Linked DNA regions of Homo sapiens: region 1 is linked to region 2. Evidence: chromatin loops called from intact Hi-C (ENCODE). Cell type or tissue: GM12878. All regions are shown on one strand. Links, peaks and the distances in the headings refer to the core of each region. The heading gives the core; the rest is flanking DNA.

Region 1 (11,931 bases), core at 1-8,000, 64 kb after region 2:
ACAAATCATTGTAGTTGTTATTCTTTTTAATAGTTTGGTCTTTTAACCGCCCCCCCTTTTTTTTGAGATGGAGTTTCACTCTTGTCACCCAGGCTGGAGTGCAATGGCATGATCTCGGCTCACTGCAACCTTCACCTCCTGGGTTCAAGCGATTCCTGCCTCAGCCTCCTGAGTAGCTGGGAATACAAGCATGTGCCACCACACGCGGCTAATTTTTGTATTTTTAGTAGAGATGGGGTTTCACCAGGTTGGCCAGGCTGGTCTCAAACTCCTGACCTTAGGTGATCCGCCCACCTTGGCCTCCCAAAGTGCCGATTACAGGCGTGAGCCTCCATGCCTAGCCTTAACCTTCATACTAAAGATATAAGTGATTTACACACTACCATTTCAGTATTAGGGTATTGTGAATTTGACTCTGTACTTACTTTTACCAGTGAATTTTATACTTTTATATGTTTTCCTGTTACTTGTTAGCATCCTTTTCTTTCAGGTTAAAGAATTCCCTTTAGCATTTCTTGTAAGGTATGTCCAGTGGTGACAAACTCCCTCAGCTTTTCTTTTCTGGGAAGTCTTTATCATTTCCTAAAGGACAGCTTTGTCAGGTAAAGCATTATTGGTTTGCAGGGTTTTTTTTTCCCTGAAGCATGTTGACTATATCATCCCACTCTCTCCTGGCCTGTAAGGTTTCTTCTGAGAAATCCACTGCCAGCCTTGTTAGAGCCCTCTTTTATGTGATATGCTTCTTTTTTCTTGCTGCTTTCAGGATCCTCTCTTAGTCTTTGATTTTTGACAGTTTGATTGTAATATGGCTTGGTGCAGTCTTATTTGGATTGAATTTGATTGGAGACTTTTGACCTCCCTATACCTCAATATTTATATCTTTCCCCAGATTTGGGAAGTTTCTAACTTTTATTTATTTGTTTATTTATTTTCTTTGGTGCCCCTTATGCACCAGGAAGCTTTTATTTTTTTAGATAAGCTTTCTGGTTTTTTTTTTGTTCTTCTCTTCTGCTTCTTGGTCATCCATAATTTAAATATTTGTTCTCCTGATGCTGCCCCATAAATTCTTTAAGCTTTCTTCATTGTTAAAGTTTTTTCTTTTTTCTCCTCTGACTGTATACTTTCATATAACCTGTCTTTGAATTCACAGTTTCTTCTTTTGCTTTATTAATTCTGCTGTTGATGCTCTCTGTTGCACTTCACATTACATTCACCAAATTCTTCAGCTCCAGAATTTTCATTTTTGCATATGATTTCAATCTCTGTTTATTTTTGTATATGATTTTGATCTATTTTGTTCATTTATGTTTCTCTGATTTAATTGAATTGTTTTTTTGTATTTTTATTGAAATTCTCTGAGCTTCCTTATAGCAATTATTTTGAATTCTTTGTCAGGCAGTTTATATATCTCCATTTCTTTTGGGTCAGCTACTGGGAGATTATTGGTTTTTTGTTTGTTTTGTGGTGTGGCATACTTTGGATATTTGTCTCCTCTAAATCTTATGTTAAAATGTAATCTCCAATACTCAAGGTGGGACCTGGAGGTATTTGGATCACAGGGAGAGATCACTCATGAATGGCTTGGCAGCCTTCCCACAGTAATGAGTAAGTTCTTGCTCTATTAGTTCATGTGATATCTGGTTGGTAAAGAGTCCGGGACCTCCCCCCAATCTCTTGCTTCCTCTCACCATGTGACATGGCCCTTTACCTTCTACCATGAGTAATAGCTTCCTGAGGCCTCACCAGAAGCAGATACTGGTGTCATGCTTCTTGTACAGTCTACAGAACCATAAACCAAAATAAACTTCTTTTCTTTATAAATTACCTAGCCTCAGGCATTCCTTTATAACAATGCAAAATGGACTAATACAGAAAAATTAGTACTGAGTAGTGAGGTATTGCTATAAAGATACCTGAAAATGTGAAAGTGTCTTTGGAACTGGGTAACAGGCAGAGATTGAAGGAGTTTGGAGGGCTCAGAAGAAGACAGGAAAATAAGGGAAACTTTGGAACTTATTAGAGACTGGTTAAGTGGTTGTGACCAAAATGCAGATAGAAATATGGACAGTAAAGGCTAGGCTGACAAGGTCTCAGATGGAAATGAAAAACTTACTGGGGGCTGGAGCAAAATTCACCCTTGTTACTCCCTAGCAAAGAACTTAACTGCATTTTATCCGTGTCCTAGGACTTTATGGACAACTAAACTTAAGAGTGATGACCTAGGATATCTGGCGGAAAAAGTTTCTAAGCAGCAAAGCATTCCAGAAGTGGCATGGCTACTTCTAACAACCTACAGTAAGATATGGGAGCAAAAATCCTCAGCCTGTTCATGTGGTAGAGAAGGAAAGAGCATCTTCAGGAGAGGAATCCAAAGGAGAAGGATCCATGCAGGCTGGGGAGCAAACTCTTCTAGAGAGATTAGCATGACTAAAAGGGAGCCAAGTGCTAATATTCAGTAAAATGGGGAAAAGGCATTACAGGAATCTTCCAGGTCACCCCTCCCATCACAAGCCAGAGGCCTAAAAGGACAGACGGGTTTTAGGGGTCAGGCCCAGGGCACAATTGCCCTGTGCTGTCTTACCTTGCAATGCTACTCCCCACATACTTGCAGCACAGGCTCCAGCCTTGGCTCAAACAGCCCCAGGTACAGCTTGGGTCACCACTCCAAAGAGTGCAAGCCATAAGCCTTGGGGCTTCCACATGGTATTGGATCTGCAGGTGTGCATAATGCAAGAGTTATGGAGACTTGGCAGCTTCCACCTAGATTTCAGATGTATGGGGAATCCTGAGTGCCCAGGTAGAAACCTGTCACAAGGGCAGAGCCCCTACAGAGAGCCTCTACTAAGGCAATGATGAGGAGAAATGTGGGATTGGAGCCCCCATACAGAGTCTCCTCTAGGGGACTACCTAGTAGAACTGTGCAAACTGAGCTAACACCCTCCAGACCCCATAATGGTAGAGCCACCAGCAATATGCACTCAGCCTGGAAAAGCTGCAGACATTCTACTCCAACCCATGAAAGCAGAGCCACATGGCCTGCACCCAACAAAGCCATGGGGATGGAGCTGCCCGGGGCTTGGAGGGCCTACCCCTTGCACCAGTGTGCTCAGGATGTGGAACATGGAGTCAAGGGAGATTATTTTGGAGCTTTAAGGTTTAATGTCTGCCCTGTTGGGTTTTGGACTTGCATGGTACCTGTTGTTCCTTTCTTTTGGCAGATTTCTCCCTTTTGAAAAGGGACTGTTTACCCAGTGCTTGTATTATCATTGTATCTTGGAAGTGAATAATTTATTTTTGATCACACAGCCTCATAACTCTAAGGAATTTGCCTTGAATCTCAGATGAGACTTTCGAGTTGATGTTTGGAACAAGTTAAGACTTTGGGAGACTACTGGAAACGGATCATTGTATTCTGCGATATGAGAAAGACATGATGAGATTTGGGGGACCAATGAGGAATAATATATTTTGGATATTTGTCCCCTCCAAATCTTATTTTGCAATGTAATTCACAATGTTGGAGGTGAGGCCTGAAGAGAGGTTTTAGATCATGGGGGCAGGTCCCTCATGAATGACTTGGTGCCCACCCTATGGTAATGAGCGGGTTCTTGCTCTATTAGTTAATATGAGACCTGGTTGTTTAAAAGAGTATGAGACCTCCCTCTTTCTCTTACTCCCCCTATTGCCAAGTAATATATCTGCTCCCCCTTTGCTTTCTGCCATGTGGAATAGCTTCCTGAGGCCTCACCAGAAACAGGTGCTGGTGCCATGCTTCTTGTACAGTCTGAAGAACCATAAGCCAAAATAAGCCTCTTTTTGTTATATAAGCTACCCAGCCTCATGTATTCCTTTATAGCAATGCAAATGGACTAATACATGGCGATATGTATTCTTGGCTTTTCATGTTTCTTGTTGCCTTATGTTGAATTCTGCACATTTGTTAAGATCAATCCCTTCCAGACTTTATGGGCTAGTTTCAATGTGGAAAGACCTTCTTCTACTTGGAGGTGTGAAGGCACTTCCTGGATGCTGTGTAGCAGTTCTGACACCAGTGAGGGTGCCACTGTTGTCAGACAGTGTCTCTGTGCAGCTCTGTCAGCTCAGGTGTTGATGTTGCTGAAGATTGCAAGTGGCCAACAGTGTGGATGTCTGCAGTGGTGGTGAAGATTGTTGGGTTTCACTGGTAATAGCTGCTAAGATCTTCTCAACTTCTTTTTCTCCAACTGGGTAAGTTGTGGACAGGAGTTCCCTTTTGGTACTGGGTCCAGCTTGTGGGCCGATTTGCATTGGCAGTGGCATTAGTATTGATGAATGGTACCCTGGAGTAGCCATAGAGCTGAGATCTGAAGCTTGGGCATGTGTGGAGGGACTATGGCTCTGGGGTCTGCTGGTGCCTGGGAGAAGGCACCCCTACTGCTGCATTGGTAACAATATATGAGATGTGAGTGCTTGTGAAGTGTCAGCCAAGAATGGGAGCACAGACATAGTCAGAGTTACAGTGGCTCCGGGGTTAGGGCAGGGCCTAGTTCTCTGTGGCAGCTGAGCAGATGCCTGAAGTATAGGCATGTACATGTGCAGAGAGACCTTGATTCTGGGCTCTGGGGTGTAAGCTTGTTCTATGGCTATGTCTCTGGTGTCTGACACACGGGTGGGTGTAGTGCAGCCACAGAGCCTGGTGTCTGGAGTGTGTTCACTCGTGGGGCAGCTGTGGCTCGTGTGTCAGGGTCATACCCAAGGGAGGGTGGTGGCTGTAGTCTTGAAGCCACACAACAGCTGTTTCTTGGGCGGGGAAAACCCTACCCAAGGGTTTTTTTCTCTCTCAGATTCACCAGTGAAAATGGCTGTTGTTCAACCTCAAGGCAGAAGATGGTGTTACACCCTGAGAAACAGGCTGTTGGGGACAGGATGGCTTCTACCATATGGCTGATGCCAGTAGCCTCTGCCTTTCTTCTTTGTTTCTAACCATTTTCTGGCATCTCTGTTCTGCCAGTCTCACAAGCAATCTTTTCTGTGCAGGTATTCTCTGTTTTTTTTTTTTTTTTGAGATAGAGTCTCGCTTTATCCCCCAGGCTGGAGTGCGGTGGTGTGATCTCGGCTCACTGCAAACTCCGCCTCCTGAGTTCAGTGATTCTCCTGCCTCAGCTTCCTGAGTAGCTGGGACTATAGGCACACACCACCATGCCCAGCTAATTTTTGTATTTTTAGTAGAGATGGGGTTTCACCATGTTGACCAGGATGATCTTGATCTCTTGACCTCATGATCCGCCCGCCTTGGCCTCCCAAAGTGCTGGGGAATGGGCTTTTGAGCCCTCCCAAGGCTATTTTGGTTTGTGGATACCTGTCAATATTTGTTTTGCTGTTTGGGAGTGAAGGCTGTTTTCTTTTACTCCACTATCTTAGGTGACATCACTCTACATTTACTTCTTATATCTATTTTTCCTTCCTAGATTCACTTCTTGATGGAGTAATTCCTCTAAGAGCCCTTATATATAAGGCCTTCGTGTGATTAACTTTCTAAAGATGTGCCATCCAATATGTGACCATTGTCCATATGTGGCTATTGAACATGTGAAATGTGCCCTGGATTTCAAAAATGACATACATGCATGCACACACACACACACACACACACACACACAAACACACACAATGTAGGTTACTCATATCCCCATATATGCCAGCATTCTGCATTTTGCTTATACATTTTGCTTTTAATCTTTGTCAACAAAAAACTCATGAATTTCTTAGTATTCTGTGTGTTGTACAAACAGATGGGCTCTGAGCAGAGCCTGAGAGGCTCCCATAAGAGCAGAGACATGAGCTGTAATATGTAGACATTAAATCGCCTAAAAGCTGCACGGAGAGCTTTTCAGTGACTGTCGAGTCCTGGAAACTCTCCTGGACAATCAGCGCTGCTGTTCAAGTACACTCTGGGCAGAGATGATGTCACAGTACCTCTCCATAAAGGAGGACATTATTCTTACATTTAATAAATAAATTGGAATTAGGAAAACTGTAGGGGAATTTGGGTAGAGGTGGGAAGCAGGCATTCAGCAGTCAGGTGCACCTGGGCAGGAGGCTTGCTGTGGCCTGGGTCCACAGGCCTGAGGATGGGAGGAAGCTGAGATCAGGCCAGGGTGTCTCCAGGTGGGTGAGGCCACAGCGTGGTGCACTGAACAGGTGAATAAATATAGCCCTGCATAAATTACTCAGCAACGAAGTGGAGCTGGGGAAGATTAACCAGGATTACACTGTATTTATAAACATGGGTTTTAAGCTCATTGTTATTAAGAAATATAACTGAGAGGGTATCATGGAAGATTCACTAACTTTGGCAAAGTGGAACAAAAATAGTAACAGTATTTATTTTTTTTGTATCACTAATAAATGAGAGTATTACATATAAGTCAGAGATTGCAGCTTGAAGTTCAAAGCTAGGCATCAGAGTCCTGTAATTGTATGCAAAATTTTCTTTATATGTAAATACATGACTTCTTTTTCTAGGGAGAGGGTCTAAGACTCTAAAAGTTAAGAACTACTGATCGTGTGGTTTATATTCATGATAACTGAAGTTTTTCTCCATTTATGACAACTTAAAAATATCATTGGCAGTAGGGGGTGGGGCAGAGAATTCTCCCTCTAGAGGACAACATCACATCTATCCTTGAGTTCATAAAGGTAGTAGACTAAATATAAATAAATCTTCTTTTCTGGGCTCTATCATGTCAAGTTATCGCACCATGTAATGATTTGGAAATGTTCACAAGGAGCCTGAATGCATCCCCTGATCAGGCTGCTCACCCCTTAAGAGTTAAAGTCCGTGCTCCCCCGACTCCTGTATTTCTTAGCTCCATTTGCCTTGCAAGGTGCTCATCTACTTTCTCTTCTCTTCCTGTTAGCATCACTTTCTGATAGTGTCTGTGCATCTTCATTCTCCTAATCTGTTGTCTAATTTTACATGATCTTATCTGAGTGAGAGGCTAGGGATGGCAAAGCCTGGACAACACCCATTTTTCCTAAAGCTTAGTGACCTCACTAAAATCTTTTTCATTTCCTAGTTTCTGTTTGAGCCAAAAAGCTGACCACTGGATTAGTCTGGGCATTGCTATATTGTGTTAAAATTGAGCAGAACAGTTGTGGCAATAACCTCTGGAGATTAGAATATATTGCTTGAAAATCAAGCCAAAGAGTTGCTGTTTTTTTTCCTCATTTTAATTTCCAACCCTCTATTGCCTGCTTTATCTCTTCTCAGGCTTCTGAGTGCCGCTGGAGAAGGTCATAGCATCTTTCTGATCTTATACATTCATCATGTCTAATCCCAGCTCAGCCCACTCAGCAGTCTTGATGATTTATTTCATTACTCACATTGAAGATTTCAGACTTATGCTTTTCTAACTCCCTGTTGGAATGTAAGCTCTATAAGGGCAAAGCTTTTGTTTTGTTTCATTGAATCCTACACAGCCAGGAGAGAGCCTGTCACACAGGAGATGCTTAAGAAATACTTGAATGAATGAATTGCTGTCCAGAAAGAAACCTTATATTGGGAAATGGCAGAAGCTCATTGGGCCACCCAGAGTGGGGCGGAGGGTAGCACAAGGAGCCACTAAACTCTACCTTAAATTCTTCCCTAATAACATTGGTGAATTGGATTTCCTGAGATTAAGAACTTCTTTTCATTAAAGAAAGTAAAATTCCACAGAGGAGGAGAAAATATTTGCAACGTACAGAACTGACAAAGTGCTCAGATCCAGAATATGTAAAAAAAAACTCTAACAAAGTAGCAGAAGACTCACTTCCCAGATTCCCCACCTCCTCATATTGTTATATTGGTGATTAGGTTTTAACAATATGAATTTTGAGAAGACAAGCAGTCAGACCATAACACCTATTAAAAGATGCCGCATTCCCCTTGCTGAGATAGTAGAATGGTAATCAATAAATACTGAGGGAACTCAGAGACTCGCACCGGCAGGAGAACAGGGTGATAGTGGGGAGAAGGCCAGCAAGAAAACGTGAGCAAAGGAATCTGTGTCACAAATAAGTTCAAGGGAAGGTACTATGCCTGGATGTGCACATAGGCCAGATTTATGCTTCTTTCCACCCAAACATCTCAGTGTAGCAAAGAGTAACAGAGCATCATTGCCGCCAGCATACCCCACCTCCAGCCACAGGGTGGTTTTCTCCTCTCAGAATAGAAAGAATGTACGATCAGGTTTTACACTGAGTCATTCCATTCCCAGGGGCATGCAGGATATGGAGGCCTTCCTCTTACCTCAACTGCAAGAGGCCTTCCTCTTTTACTAATCCTCCTCAGCACAGACCCTTTACAGGTGTCGGGCTGGGGGATGGTCAGGTCTTTCCCTTCCCACGAGGCCATATCTCAGGCTGTCTCAGTTGGGAGAAACCTTGGACAGTACCCGGCTTTCCTGGGCAGAGGTCCCTGCAGCTTTCCGCTGTGCATTGTGCCCCTGGTTAGTCGAGACTGGAGAATGGCGATGACTTTTACCAAGCATACTACTTGTAAACATATTGTTAACAAGGCACATCCTGCACAGCCCTAGATCCCTTAAACCTTGATTCCATATAACACATGTTTCTGTGAGCACAGGGCTGGGGCTAAAGTTACAGATTAACAGCATCTCAAGGCAAGACAATTGTTCAGGGTACAGATAAAAATGGAATTTCTTATGTCTTCCTTTTCTACATAGACACAATAACAGTGTGATCTCTCTTTACCCTACAGTCTGTAAGAGAAAGTGCTTCTCACCAAAATCAGCCAGGAGCCCCTTTCAGGTTTTATCTAAAGAAAACCTGTCTTTAACCGCCAGCCACATTTCCTGTTTCTTTCTTCTTTCTTTAACTCTTACACTTTCTTCTTTCGCTTATTAAACTTTTGCTCCAACCTCACCCTTGGTGTTCTCGCTCCTTGCTTTTCTTGGTTGTGAAACAAAGAACTTGGAGTCATGCCTTGGGCAATGAGATTGCTTCACCTGGATGGATGTGATGACTCGGTATTGTAAAGATGTCAGTTTTCCCCCAAAGTGGTCGACAAATTCAGTGTGATTTCAATCACAATAAAAACTTGACATATTCTAAATTTTTATGGAAGAATAGAGTTCTTCTAGCAGCAAAGTTAGAGCAAAGAGGGTGTTCCTTATGCATTTAAAAATATTCTAATAGCTATAATGATAAAATGAGGCATGATTTTTCCAACAACAGACAAATAAATCAAACGAATAGAGGAGTGAACCCAGTATTTATGAAGATTACATGTAAGATCAAGGTATCATCTAATGAGGAAAGCATGAGCCTTTTAATAAATAGTATTTTGGAAACTGCCTTACTATATGGAGAAAGCTAGGTTCCTATCCTTCACAGTGTTTTAAAAACAAAACAAAACCCCAAAACAAAAACTCTAAATGGATTAAAGAGGCACACATGAGAGGCAAAACAATATATATGTTTGTGACTCAGGAGTGCAGAAGAATCTCCTTAACAAACCCTCAAATTAGAAAGCATACAGGACACTGGGCACGGTGGCTCATGCCTGTAATCCCAGCACTTTGGGAGGCTGATGCGGGCAGATCACCTGAGGTCAGGAGTTTGAGACCAGCTTGCTCAACATGGCGAAATCCCGTCTCTACTAAAAATACAAAAAAAAAAAAAAAAAAAAAAAAATTGCCGGGCATGGTGGCGGGTGCCTGTAATCCCAGCTACTTGAGAGGCTGAGGCAGGAGAATCACTTGAACCCGGGAGGCGGAGGTTGCAGTGAGCCGAGATGGTGCCACTGCACTCCTGCCTGGGGGACAAGTGTGAAACTCCATCTCAAAAAAAAAAAAAAAAAAAGAAAGATACAAGAAAAAAAAAGAAAGCATACAGGAAAAAAAAAATGGGAAGAAAACGATCAGCAAAAATGACAGGCAGGTACCAGGACAGGGAAATGTATTTGCAGTATCTAAAACCTATGAGGAATTAACATCTAGAGCATTCCAAGAGCTTTTTTATATCAGCAATATAAAGACAAAAAGTCTAAAGGAAATCGCAAAGTCTATACAGAAAATTCAGATGGAGAAACCCCATTGCTTGAAAAGAGGTGTTTAATCATAACACTAGTCAAAGAAATGCAAATTAAAGCAACATAATACCAAATCACACCCATCACATTGAAAAACAATAGGAAGTCATCTAATACTGAATTCTGGGGAGTCTGCAAAGAAGAAAAACCTGCAGGCATAGGTGGTAGGAGGGTAACGGATACAGCCTTTCTGGAGATCCATCTGGCAGGATTCTGAGATTAAGTATGTGTACCTCCTTTGACCCAGCAATCCCACTCAAAGATGTAATCCCCCAGAGTAATAGTTGCTATAAGGGTGTTCAATTTAGTATAATTTAGCCCCAATATCTAGATTATTGCCTGAAGGATAAAAGCACTCAACAGATGTTTGTGAATCAGGAAATGAATGAATGTCACAAAGAGAGCAGAAAGTAAGCAATCTGCACCTGTAGGCATGGATAAGTAAAATGTGGTATATCCCTATGAGGGAAGAGGATACTACAGTAGTTACAAGGAGCAAACTGTATTTATGTGGAGCCACCTGGATAGACTGCAAAAGCACCTGTCAAAGGAAGCAAGTGAAAAACGGAATCAGATTTGTTGAAAAAATCCCATTCATGTAATTTTTAAAACCACACCCCTCAAATTATTTTTTAAAAAGTTATACATCCAAACAAATATTAGAAGGGAAATTGGGAGGACGCATAAGCACTAGATTGGATGCTCCATAACATCGACAGAATAATGGAGAGAAATAATGAGATACCAAAGGGGCATCTTGCCTGAAACTGTTACCAGAAAGGGGTCCCAATCTGGACCCCAAGAGAGGGTTCTTGGATCTCACGCAAGAAAGAATTCAGGGTGAGTCCATACTGTAAGGTGAAAACAACTTTATTAAGAAAGTAAAAGAATAAAAGATGGCTATTCCATAGGCAGAGCAGCAGCTTGGGCTGCTGGACTAAGGATATATATTTCTTGATTATATGCTAAACAAGGGGTGGGCAATTCTTGGAAATGAGTGTTCCTCCCCCTTTTAGACCATATAGGGTGACTTCCTGATGTTGCCATGCCATTTGCAAACTGTCATGGCACTGGTGGGAGTGTCTTTTAGCATGCTAATACATTATAATTAGTACATAATGAACAAATAAGACAATCAAAGGTCACTTTCATCACCATCTTGGTTTTGGTGGGTTGGGGCTGGCTTCTTTATCACAACCTGTTTTATCAGCCAGGTCTTTATGACCTATATCTTATGCCAACCTCCTATCTCATCCTGTGACTAAGAATGCATAACCTCCTGAGAATGCAGCCCAGTAGGTCTCAGCCTTATTTTACCCAGCCCCTATTCAAGATGGAGTCTCTCTTGTTCAAATGCCTCTGACAAAAATGTGCTAATGTTCCAGGAAGTGACCATGAGGAACTCAGTTCTGTGCACCTGAGCTCCTAAAAACCACCCACCTCCCAAAATTTCAGACCAGCTCTTGGTACAGAAAGTGGTCAGAGGAGGATTCTATTCCTTGTTTCTTGCCTCCCAACTCCCTTTCCTCCCTGCCTTGAATAACCTCTTTCTCCCTCTGTGCATCCATTTACCTGACCAGTCCCCACTCCCAACAAAGTGCCCAGTGCTCTGTGTCTGTAACACAAGGTGAAAGCCTTTGGGAGCAGAAAAGATAGTTTTCAGACAAAATTCAGTCTGCAACATGAGAGAGCAGCAAAATTAAAGCCCCAAGCGCTTTGTCCAGAGTTATTCTCTTTAAAGGAGGAACTTGGCAACTTGGCATGCACATGTTGCTCTCATGGAAGACAGAGAATGACAAAGTAAGCGATGAGTTTGAAAGGTTTTTACCCTTGTACAAAAAACAACTAAGCACCTT
Region 2 (12,421 bases), core at 3,059-11,058:
CATTTCAATATTTCTGATCAATAAATGTGCCTGTCCTTCAGATTCTCCTTTGAATTGGCTGTCACACCTCTTCAGTTTCTTCACTGAGGAGTTAAACATAATCTTGAGCAGCACGTGATATTGTTTAGCTCTGTGTCCCCACCAAATCTCATCTTGAATCGTAATCCCCCTGTGTGTCAAGGGATGGACCTGGTAGGGGATGATTGGATCATGGGGGGTGGTTTTCCCCATGGTGTTCCCATATAGTGAATGAGTTCTCACGAGATCTGATGGTTTAAAAGTGTTTGGCAGTTCCCCCTTCTCTCTCTCTCTCTCTCTCTCTCTCTCTCTCTCTCTCTCTCTGGCCACTTTGTGAAAAAGGTGCTCGCTTTTCCTTCGCTTTCTGCCATGATTGTAAGTTTCCTGAGGTCTCCCCAGCGATGTGGAACTGTGAGTTAATTAAACCTCTTTCCTTTATAAATTACCCAGTTTCAGGTAGTTCTTTATAGCAGTGTGCAAATGGACTGTTACAGCACATATTCATTTTTATATCTATATTGAGTTATCATTTAACCTGTTTTTGAAAATTATCTTTTAACATGCATTTTTCTCTTTCTTATTATCTTCTTTTGCTAAAACCTGTTCTCCAGTAGCTTCCTAAGAAAGGGTGCACAGGAGACCCATTTTTTGAGCCCCTCCTTATCTGACAATGTTTTTGTTTGACCCTAACCTTTGATTAATAATGCGACTGGATGTTGAACTTGTGAAAGGAAAATAAAAACTCAGGACCCCAATTCAGTATGCCAAAAGGAAAAAAAAAAAAGAAGCTGAAAGCTGAGTCATGCAAGAAACTGCCTTTTCTTTTGCTCCTAAGTAGATGGCTACAGATAAAAGATTAAATATCTCCACAGGTAGCTACTCCATGTTCACCTTATCTTATGTAAAGTGCTGATTTACTGAGCAGGAGACAGATATGTAACTGACTATTCCCTAGCTGCTCTTCTCCTCTTGCAATGTGTGGATTACCATACCCTTCCTCTATCCCCTCCAGAGATGAATTTTTCCATGTCTGTTTCCCCCATTTAAATATTGAAGCCCTCACTATCATCTTTGGAGAAAGGGACAGATCATAGACTTGTTTCTGTGATTCTGTGTCCTTTTCTTCCAGGCATGTCCTTAACCTTGGCAAAATAAACTTCTAAATGGATTGAGACCTGTCTCAGATATTTTTTGGTTCACAAACTCTAGGGTGGGAAATATTTCCCCTCAGAACTTTGAAGGCATTGCCCCCTCATCTTCTAGCACTCAACATGGCCATTGAGATTTGATGGCATTTTAAATTCCAACATGTTTATTAATGAGACCAGTTTTTTCTCACTAGAAGTTACACATAAAATACTTAAAATAGTTCCTGGAATTTAATGAACTGAATTAATGTTAGCTATTACTATCATTGAACTATTTTTTTTCTCTGACATTCTTTAATATTTTAATTTTTTTTTCTAAAAGACAGGGTCTCACTCTTTTGCCCTGGCTGGAGTGCAGTGGTGCAATCCTAGCTCACTGCAGCCTCGAATTCCTGGGCCTAAGTGATCCTCCTATCTCAGCCTCCTGAGTATCTGGGGCAACAGGCATGTGCAACTATGGCTGGCTAATTTTTAAATTTTTTGTAGAGATGTGATCTCGCTATATTGCCCAGGCTGGTCTCAAATTCCTGGCCTCAAGCAATCTTTCTAGATTATAGGACTTCTTGGCTTCCACAATTGCATGAGCCAATCCTTTATAATAAATGTATATCCATCTGTATATGTCTTGTGTCTGTCTCTCTACCTATCAATCTATCCATCCATCCATCCATCCATCCATCCATCCATCCATCCATCTATCCATCCATCTATCTATTTTATTGTTTCTGTTTTTCTGGAGAACCCTGACTAATACAGAAGGTGAGCCCAACTTCTCACTGAGGATTCTCAAGCCTCAGCCTCTTGAAGTGCTGAGATTACAGGCATGAGCCACCGCATTCAGCCTCTGATTGTCATTGACAGTGATGTGCTCTACTGTGAGTCTCTTTTACCCACTGTGCTGGGTATTCACTGGCCCTTTCAACTTGGAAACGCGTGTCCTTTGGCTTTGCAAAAATATCTGTAGCATTGATTGCCTGATTTCTCTCCCTCTGATCAGGGCCTCTGCAGCATCCGACTCCAGGGCACTGTTCACCCCATATTCTATGAATGGCGTCCTCTGGAGTTGTGCTGTTGCACCTGCACCTTTTATTTATTTATTTTGGAACACATTGGAGTAAGATGCCAGACTGCCTTGATCCTCTAATTATCTTATCTCTTTCTTCTTATTTTCTATCTTTTTGTCTTTTCATTCTACTTTCCTCAGCTCTTGGTTGAAGAATTTTTCATTCTGCTTATGCCTTAAAAATATCTAAGAGCTTTTTTTTGTTCCCTTTTTTTAAAAGCGTTCCATTGTTGTTTGATGTGTGGGCTCTCCTGTTTTCTTTCTGAGCATATTATATCTAATTTTTGAAGGTTGTATTTTCTCCCTTGTTTTAATTTTCTGCAGATACTTTTTTCTTTTTTACTTTCCCCAATTTGTTTGTTTCTGACTTTCTTCCTCAATCTCTCCTGAACCATTGTTTCTTTTTAAGATCAGAGCAGATTCTTAGGAACTTTTAAAACTGTATGTGGGTGGGATTGTCACCTAGAGTGCTTTTTTGGAGAGTAATTGGATGGTGTGATAATTAATTTTATGTGTCAATTTGACAGGGTCTTGGGGTGTCCAGTTATTTGGTTAAACATTATTTCTGGGTGTGCCTAAGAGGGTGTTTCCTGATGAGATTAGCATTTGAATGGATGGACTGAATAAAGCAAGCTGCCCTCCTCAATGTGGGCGGGCACCATACCCTTGAAGGCTTGAATAGAACAGAAAGGCAGGAGAATTTCTCTCTTGGCCTGAACACTTGAGCTGGAACGTTGGTCTTCTCTTCTCTGTGGACTGGGACTTACACCATCGGCTCTCCTGAGTCTCCAGCTTAAAGACGGCAGATCATGGGACTTCTTGGCCTCCACAATTACATGAGCCAATTCTTTATAACAAATCTATATCCATCAGTCTATGTCTTCTGTCTATCTACCTATCAGTCTATCAACCAGTCCAGCCATCCATCTGTCATCTATCTATCTTACTGGTTCTGTTTTTCTGGAGAACCCTGACTAGCAAAGATGATGAGCCCAACTTCTTGTTGGGGATCCCCAGATATCAGCGGGCAGAGTGTCTCCTTTTGGCACCTTCAGTTTCTCCAGAAATGAACCTTTCCATTTCCATCCTAAGGGATTGCAAGAGCTGTGGACTTGCCAGGAGGGAAGGGAGCAGAGGCCCCCACAGTTCACAATGTAATGTTTCCCTTAAACACAGCCCCCACTTTCAGCTGGGAACCCACCCTTTCCTTGCCGGTGCTTTGTGTCCTCAAGACTGGACATAAGGTGTTGAGGTGTGGTGTGTGGTTTCACCACACAATCATTTGGGGTCTCCTGAGAGAGGTGGGGGGAGGGGTGTGGTCTGCTTGAGCAGGTGAGGGAAATGGATTGGGGTGCTAGCTGGTAACTGTATACTGACTTTCTTTTGTAGAGGCAGGGTCTCATTCTGTTGCCCAAGTTGGAGCGTAGAGTCATGATAACAGCTCAGTGCAGCCTCGAACTCCTAGGCTCAAGCAATCTACCTGCCTCAGCCTCCTAAGTGGCTGGGACCACAGGCATACACCACCATGCCCAGCTAATTTATTTTTTGTAGAGATGGGGTCTCCTATGTTGACCAGGTTGGTCTTGAACTCCTGGGCTCATGTGATCCTCCTGCCTCAGCCTCCCAAAGTGTTGGGATTGCAGGCGTGAGCCACGGTGCCCAGCCAGTATACTGACTTTCAGTCAACCTCATGCTTTCAGTGCCAGTTCTTCTTGGTGCCTGATGATTGCAAACCCAGGATTTATTGGAGAGTCTCTGTTCTTGATGCCCACCCTGCCCCTCCACTTTCCCACACCCCCTTCACCTTTACCATACACTGTCCTCAACTCTTCTGAGGCTGCTCCCAAGTGTTGGGTGCTTTGATCCTGTCTGCCATTGCCTGAGCTCCTGTTCTCTCCATCCCTGTGGGTCAACAGCTTTTATTTAGTTCATTCCCTTACTATCATTTTCATAGAGTTGAGGAGGTAGGGAGGAGATAGAGGCAGGAAGTTATTCTACCACATTTGTCCAGAGTCTGCCCTGTTTGGGGGCATCAGTGGGCAGAGCTGGAAAGCCATGGTGGCTGCTGAGATTTGGAAGTACAAGACCAGGAGGAAGGAAGGAGGATGCTTAGGTATGGGGCTCAGGTGTGGGGTTCAGGTAGCCCGTGCATGGTGAGGAAAGGGAACAAATGAGAAGAGTGTGGTAGATGGTGGTGTGTTCTATCTATTTTGATGGTGGGTCAAAAGAGGGAGGTGAGGAATGGGTTGAGAGGATTTGGCCCCACTTTGAATGCAGGGCGAGGGGAAACCAGCATCTCAGATGTGCCTCAGTTTGTGCAGGGCTAAGTGGGACCCAGAGCAGGAGGGGCAGACTTGGACGGGAGGCCAGTGACTCTGGAGTTTGCAGTGAATATGCAGGGTCCTGGGTGTGATGCTTGGGTTGTTTATCTGGCCTAGGGGAAGCGACCAGAAGGCACGTGCCTCCAGTCCAGCCAGGCTGCAGGTGTTAAAAATCTCTGCAGTCACATTTTCTGGCTTCTCTGAACAGCCCCTGTAGGTGCTCACACATGTACACATGCATGCATATATATTTATATATATATACATTTACATATTTATATATATTTAAATATATTTAAATATTTAAATATATTTTTATATATATTTATATTTTATATATGTGTATGCATACACATGCACACAGATGTACACACACATATGCACATACACATATGCACACACACACCCTACAACTCAGACCTTTCCTTTCAGAGCTACCCCTGACCGAGACTTCCTTGCCATGTTACAAATGAGCATCTCTTTTAGAGTAGTGTAATAGAACGTGGCACTTCTTGATAAAAATAGAATTCTTTGACTTCTGCCCAGGCTGCCTGGTGGGCAGGCTCACAGCCTCGTTCTTTCTCAGCTTTCCACGTTATTAATTTTTAGTGCCAAAAGACAGTTCTGCTGCTCCAGGCCTCCAGCTGAGCTCTGCTAGGTTGGAAGTCCCTTCTCAGCCTGATTCCCATTAGCACAGAGCTTGGAGAAGACCCTTCCTCACTCTGATCCTGCTGTCTGGAGCTGGCAGATGCACTCCTCACCCAGCAGCCAAGACCCATGCTCCTGGTTTAGAAGGGTCCGTCCTGACAGCTATCTCCACTAGGCAGCCCAGGGTTCCTCTGGACACAGGACCCTGCCAATTTATTAGTCACGGTGGCACCGGATAGACACAGCTTCACCCAGTGATCTGCCGGCACTGCTCTCTCTTCCTCCAGTCCTGGGCTTCTTCATGTCCAAACCACGTGGAGAACAAGATAACTAGGATCAGCTCTTTTGGAGATAGAAGTCACCTTCCAGCCTGGGATCAGTGGCATAGTCTCAGCCCAGGTCTGGAGACAGGGAGGCTGCCATGCCTGCCAGCCCCATCCAGCCCCAGCTGGCAGCAGTGTGAAATAGTGCTCGCTAAAATGAGCCTGCTGTTTGCCTAGATGTGTGTTTCCCAATAATTCAGAGACCTAGATAATGGGAAAGGCGAACATCTCGTATCCCCCACTTCCCTCAGCAAAAAGAGAACAGTGCCGCAGCCACAGGCAAGGTGGGTTAGAAAACCTGTCTGCTGGCAGATTATTGTCTGTAACTTGCCTCCTTAGTTCTTCCAACACTCTCTCCTTCCCCCTCCTCCCCTCCCATGGTCCAACCCTGAGGGTTCCAGCAGCAGCTGGGAGGTCTCCGATGTTATCTCAGAGCTCCCAATCTGCTGACATTTGAAAATCTTCTGGCTATAACTTGCTCACTTAGCGGCTGCTGCTCTGCAGCCCTGAGCCCTCCTAAAGGAGACCCTACACAGAAGAGTACAATGTAAACAGCCGTCGCCAGAGTCCCCCCAGCCAGAGATAGCCCTTGGGTACATTTTGCAATATTTTGTTTTGTTTGCTCTCAGACCGGACTTGCCCCCCTTTTTAGCACAGCCCAATTCTACTACGTATACTCCCTCCTTGTTCTTTTTGTTTGGCATTATATCCTAAGCATTTCCCTGCATCATCCAAGCTCTGTGGGATGTCATTTTTAACACCCACACAGCGTCCTCTGGTGTGGTTGTATGACAAGTCACTTAACTATTCCACACCCAAAGCCTCCCCTTTTCCAAACTCTTCCCTGGGACCTCCTGAAGGTAACAGCAAGATCTGAGCAGCGCTGGATGGATCCTGCTCTCAGTCCCCTGTCTGGGAACAACGCTGAGCCTTAACAGGGATGTCAGCTTCCTAGGGCTGCTGTAACAAATCCCACAAACTGAGTGCCTTCAAACATTGTCTGGTAGTTCTGGAGGTCAAAGGTGCAGAACGAGTTTCACTGGGCTGAAACCAAGGTAGGGCTGTGCTCTCTCCTGAGGCTTTAGGGGAGAATCTGCTTCCTGAACTTTTCTAGCTTGGAGAGCTGCATTCCTTGGCCCTTCGTCCCCCTTGCTTCTCTTCCAAGCCAGTAGTGTAGCATCCTCAGATCTCCCTCTGCTTTCGTCTTCACGTTGCCTTTCCTTTTCTGCAGTCAGATGTCCCTCTGTCCCTCTTATAAGGACATTTGTGATGACATTTAGGGCCTATGTGGGCGATCCAGGATCATCTGTAGATCTAGAACTTAAACTTTTTTTTTTTTTTTTTTTTTTTTAGATGTGGTCTCACTCTGTCACCCAGGCTGGAGTGCAGTAGCACCATTTCGGTTCACTGCAACTTCTGCCTCCTGGGTTCAAGCGATTCTCCTGTCTCAGCCTCCCAAGTGGCTGGGATTACAGGTGTGCACCACCATCTCCAGCTAACTTTTTTGTATTTTTAGTAGAGACAGGGTTTTGCCATGTAGGCCAGGCTGGTCTCGAACTGTTGACCTCAGGTGATCTGCCTTGGCCTCCCAAAGCGTTGGGATTACAGGCGTAAGCCACCGCGTCCGGCCACATTATTCTTATTTGCAAAACAAATACTTATCTGGCATCAAACAGATACTTTGCATCCGGCAAAAACAGGTGGAGGTGACTGAAGGCGAATGTGGGAGGTCATGGTGGGTTAATGATCGCCAGCGCTGTCCGGTGAAATCAACCACCTGTGACAAAGGTGGTTTTTCACTTTTACTGAACAAGCATGCTATTCTACAGTAAACTCCTTAACAAATGTAGCTTTTCAAGGTCCTTAGGACTATTACCTTTCAATATTATTGGGAAGTTCTTTGCTCTTCTTAGCAGACTGCGAAACTCAACTTTGTGATGACAAGATACAGAATAAATGCATATTAACTGAAATTCTAGGCTCACACCTATGTGAGCTTTTCTCTCTCTAACAAGATGTCAGGGCCGGTTCAGGGAGTTCATCTCCAGCCACCTGTGCTAATCATCGCCCATCCTTTCCAAGTATCTAATGACACTCCCAACCAAGGTCTCTATAATTTCCAGCCAAAAATGAGTTACAACATATGGAACATCTAATTTTCTGTTTCCATTCTAGTTATTTTATTCTTATGAGCTTGTGGGCTCCATCTACCAACCTCTGGGCAAATGCTCATCTGACTTCCATAGACACACAGCAAGCAGACAACCACACAAAGAGGAAGAGGGAGAATATTTACCAGCCATGGAACATCTGCTCTGTGCTTATATCTCATATGCATTATCTCTAATTATCAAAAGAAGGTATTATTATTATTATTGTTCCGCATTCACAGATGACAAACTGAAGATCAGATTGGTTAAATACTTGTCCAACATTAACTTAGCATTTGGGCATCATAGTTGGAATTAAAACTTGGGTCTGCTCATCTCCAAAAACACCCTAAGCCTTACCACACTCATGGGACACAGCTGCAGCTGCAGGTTCTGAAAGGAAAACTAAAACTTCAGAACCCAGTTCACTATGCCAAAAAGGCAAAAAAAAAAAAAAAAAAAAAAAGCCAAAAGCTGAGTCATGCAAGAAGCTGACTTTCCTTTTGCTCCTAAGTAGATAGCTACAGATAAAAGGTTAAATAGCTCCACAGGTAGCTACTGTATGTTCACCTTATCTTACGTAAACTGCTGATTTATTGAGCATGAGACAAATACGTAATTGACTATCCCCTACCTACTCCGTTTCCTTTGCAACATGTGGATTCAGTCATGTGACCATACACTGCCTTTCTCCTCTCCAGCCTACTTTTCCACTTTAAATATCAAAGCCCTCAAAATCATCTTTGGAGAAAGGCACAGACTAGCGACTGTTTCTGTGATTTCGTGTCTTTTTACTTCCAGACATGTCCTTAACCTTGGCACAACAAATCTCTAAATCGATTGAGACCTGTCTCAGATACTTCTTGGTTTACAAGATGGAGGCTGAAATTAAAGAGAAAGATCCTCACTCAACTCACAGAGGAGCAGAATGGGAAGAGGACTTAGTGAGAATTCCCTGAACACAGGAGAAAACCGAAGCCCAGAGAGTGGATGGCCAAGTCCAAGGTCACACAGCCAAGTGCATCCGAGCAGCGCAGGATCCAGGTTTCCTGCCCCAGTGCTCTTTCTGCAGCCCATGCCACCTGTTTTCATGCTATCTCAGTTCACCTTCCAGCTACACACCTGCAATCAGAAACAGAAAGTCTGAGAGTGTGTGTGGAGCCAAAGAGGGGACAGCAGTGGTGAGGCCAGTTTCATGTCTTGTGATTTATTTTCTCCCTTTCTTTTTGGACTTTAATCTTAAGTGGACAGCAATTTGGAACAGTGTCAGCACCTTGTTGGATTGTGCTGTTTGGGAGAGGTGACACAGAGTATTTTAAAAGAGCAGGTTAAGAACTTTTCACAAGGAATCAATTGAGAGAAAATAAAATAGAAACAGACTGTCCCACATTTGGGCTGAGCACCAAACACATTTTTTTTTTTTTTTTTGAGACTGAGTCTTGCTCTGTCACTCAGGCTGGAATGCAGTGGCGCGATCTCGGCTCACTGCAGCCTTCACCTCCCGGGTTCAAGTGATTCTTCTGCCTCAGCCTCCCAAGTAGCTGGGATTACAGGTGCCCACCACCATGCCAGGCTAATTTTTGTATTTTTAGTAGAGACGAGGTTTCACCATGTTGGCCAGGCTGGTCTTGAACTCCTGACCAAGTGATCCACCTGCTTCGGCCTCCCAAAGTGCTGGGATTACAGGCACGAGCCACCGCACCTGGCCTCAAACAAGCTTTTTAATTGCATTCAGAAGTGCACCAACTAGGCACAGACCTCTGGCATGGAGACAGAATGGGAGGTTCTTGGTGTCTGGCCTGGTCTTGCAGAAATCAGGGAGTTGTGGGGACCAGGCAGCCACTGTGCATCAGATAGGAGTTTCAGCAGCAGGCAACAGAAAGCCTGCCAATGTAGCTGAAATAAGAAGGGCTTATTTTTATCCCTGAACAGAAGCTTCCAGCACTGGTTCATCAGATCAGGGCACTGAGCTGGCATCCCCATTTATACAGTTTTCCTTTCCTTCACCTTTGTAAGATGCCTGGCACAGCTCTGAGCATCAAATATCTGTGCCATGTGGGAGCACACGAGGGGACAAGTGGGGAATAGGGTCTCCTCTGTCCTCTGTCCCCAGGCTGGCTTCTCTCGTGGTAGAAGGACCCCCACAGCACCAGGCCTCATAACTACCCTGCTGGTAAACTGCAGGTGCTGTCACGGCTTCCTGCCTTCGTATATGAAATGTTCCTTGGCAGCTGGACTGCTGTTTGTTTACCGCACGCACAGCTCTGCTGCCTCTTGGTTACACCAGTGAGCTATTGCTCCATGACAAGCCACACCGAAATGTAGCAAGCACTTATTGTTGCCCACATGTGTCAAGTCAGTTGAGTGTTTCTGCCAACCGGGGCCTGGCTTGGCCCACCTTGGCTGAGCTTGCTCTGGTGCTAGGGTCAGCTAGACAGGTCGGCAGGAGACCAGCTGCTCTAGAAGAGCCTGGACAGGATGAATTGGTTCTCCTTCCACGTGCATCTTGCATCCCTCCAGCCAAGGATTTGAACCCAGGTCTCGTCTGACTCCAAATGCACCAAGAGGATGGAGCCCAGAGTGACACAGAGGAAGAGGCCCCTGGATGGATGCATGGGGAAGGTGAGGCCTGGAGGTGATATGCTTGAGATTACCAGGCTCTTCTGAACCTGGGGGACCTTCTCCTATGATAGCCCTGCTCCTCCAGACCCAGCAGGTGATTTCCCCAAAAGCCGCTTACAGTGAACGCACCTGATAGCAATAACTTAAGCATCCCCTGAGAATGACCCTTATGGCAGGTGCAGGTGAATGTGGTTTGGAGTTCTGAGCTAAGGAATCTGGGAGTGGCCAACCTGGAGATTCATTCCTATTCCTTATCTATGAGGAACATCTGAGCTCCTGTCCCGTCCTGTGCAACACGGACAGTACAGGGGATCAAGGCCCTTTGTTTTGGGTTAGGTAAATGTTGCCAGGTGGACACTGTTGGGGGAGGGTGCTAAGTGAAGATGCTATATATGCTGCAAGCTTTTTGTAAGTTGTGTGGCTCTCCTGCCCAGCCCACCACTGCTAGATGCTCTCCCCTGCATGTAAGCCCCAGTAAAACTCCATGTCTCCTTCAGCAGCCCTGGGTCCTTTCTTCAGCCTCTCAAACCTGCTGCCATCCCCATTGGAGTAGATAGGGGTTCAGCATAACAGCAGCCACCAGCTGGGGAAAGGCGTGGCATTTGGAGCTCCCTACATGGTCTTGACTCTAATATGGAGGGAAAGAAAACAGATTCTGCCCTGCTCAGTAAAGCCCCCTACTGGCCTCCCACCCTGGACTGTGGACAAAGCTTTTTTTTTTTTTTGAGACGGAGTCTCACTGTGTCCCCCAGGCTGGAGTGCAGTGGCGTGATCTCAGCTCACTGCAAGCTCCGCCTCCCCGGTTCACGCCATTCTCCTGCCTCAGGCTCCCGAGTAGCTGGGGCTACAGGCGCCTGCCACTACACCCGGCTAATTTTTTTTTTTTTTTTCATTTTTAGTGGAGACGGGGTTTCATCGTGTTAGCCAGGATGGTCTCGATCTCCTACCTCGTGATCTGCCCACCTCGGCCTCCCAAAGTGCTGGGATTACAGGCGTGAGCCACTGCGCCCGGCCAACAAAGCATATTTTTTTCCTCTGAGGTCTTTACCCTATAACTGCAAGTGGTTTCATGACACTGCACATGGGTTCTTATCTGGGGTTGGTAGATTCAACTCAATTCCACAGGTTTACTGGGTGTTGCCTCCCATGCTTGGAGCCAGGAGGATGCAGGGAAATGGGGCTGCCACCATACCCGCTCTTCTTATGATCCCATCACATCATTGCACCCTTTGGGGCCTGGCACCATGCTCTGGCACTTTGCCTCCATCATCTCCTTTAACCTCTGAGCTCTGTCAGGAAGGCATTACTACTATCCCTGGAATACAGACAGGAAAACTGAGTTGGATTGAGGCTCAGAGAGGTTAAGTCACTTACCCAAGGTCACAAAGCTAGAGAGTGGCAGGCCAGCATCCAAGGCCAGCAACACGAGCTCCCTCTGATCCAAATGGTGACTCTATGTTTGATCAGTGCTCTGAGAACTCTCCAAAGATCTTTATCAACTGTCATCTCTTCATTGCCCAGGCCCAGTCAGGGAGCCACTTGGCTGCGGTCCCGCTGAGATTTAGGGGCAGGACCCCTGATGTGAGGTGGAATGCTTGGTCACGCTGTTCAAGCCTCCACCAGTCACTCCTGACTGGTTATGGACACTCAATGTGCCCCGTCCTGTGTGCAATGCAGTGTGGGAAGGGGATCAAGGACCTTGGCTAATCCCAGGCATTTCCCCAGAATGTCCCAGGTGTGGACCCCTTGGGAGGTGCTGGGAAGCAGGCTGGTGTCCCACAGGCCTTGGTTCCATCCCAGCTGTGCTGTGCTAAGCTGAAACTCTTTGGGCAGCTTGTTTCACCTCATGAGACTTCTTTTTCTGAACTGTTAAATGGGATGATTCGACCTCTGCTTGGCTTTTGGTGACGATTAAACGAGATATTAGCTGTAAAGCATTTCATCCCGGGTCTGGTATAGAAGAAGCACTTGATAAATGAAAGCTCTGTTGAGTATGATGATCCGTCACCCCAGGCATCAGTGGGATCTCACAGCAGGAACAATGCCTAACTCCTAACTGATGCCCAGTAAACATCGGGTGGATGCAATGTCCAACAAGACAGATATTCATGTTCAGTTTTACAGAAAA

The links. Peaks named below come from ENCODE experiments on the same cell type or tissue, not always from the same donor. Only the 100,000 strongest peaks of a DNase experiment are listed, where the experiment ranks them.
Region 1: it touches region 2 in a loop (2.2-fold over the local background); 3 of 110 quality-filtered maps call a loop at or near these places.

The regions. Positions count from the first base shown.
Region 1 is chr14:95,721,360-95,733,290 of GRCh38, forward strand. The region is part of intron 2 of LOC107984703 (a long non-coding RNA gene); the gene reads left to right. Among named protein-coding and RNA genes, the nearest start is that of TCL1A, 13 kb to the left of the region's middle. RefSeq lists enhancers at 4,869-4,968, 4,989-5,058, 8,321-8,470, 8,531-8,610. In GM12878, for the core only: a CTCF peak has its summit at 4,870; a DNase peak (open chromatin) is centred at 4,802; H3K27ac peaks cover 2,256 bases.
Region 2 is chr14:95,654,784-95,667,204 of GRCh38, forward strand. LOC124903372 reads left to right here and starts at 10,030. Exons shown (of 2, transcript XM_047432042.1): 1 at 10,030-10,293. The coding sequence starts at 10,240. It overlaps TCL6 (T cell leukemia/lymphoma 6), which reads left to right. Exons shown (of 8, transcript NR_028288.2): 4 at 7,697-7,881. RefSeq lists enhancers at 8,488-8,567, 10,637-11,284, 11,931-12,421. In GM12878, for the core only: no CTCF peak of the experiment used is centred there; DNase peaks (open chromatin) are centred at 7,268, 8,108, 8,788, 9,908 and 1 weaker place; H3K4me3 peaks cover 1,051 bases; H3K27ac peaks cover 4,349 bases; H3K27me3 peaks cover 185 bases.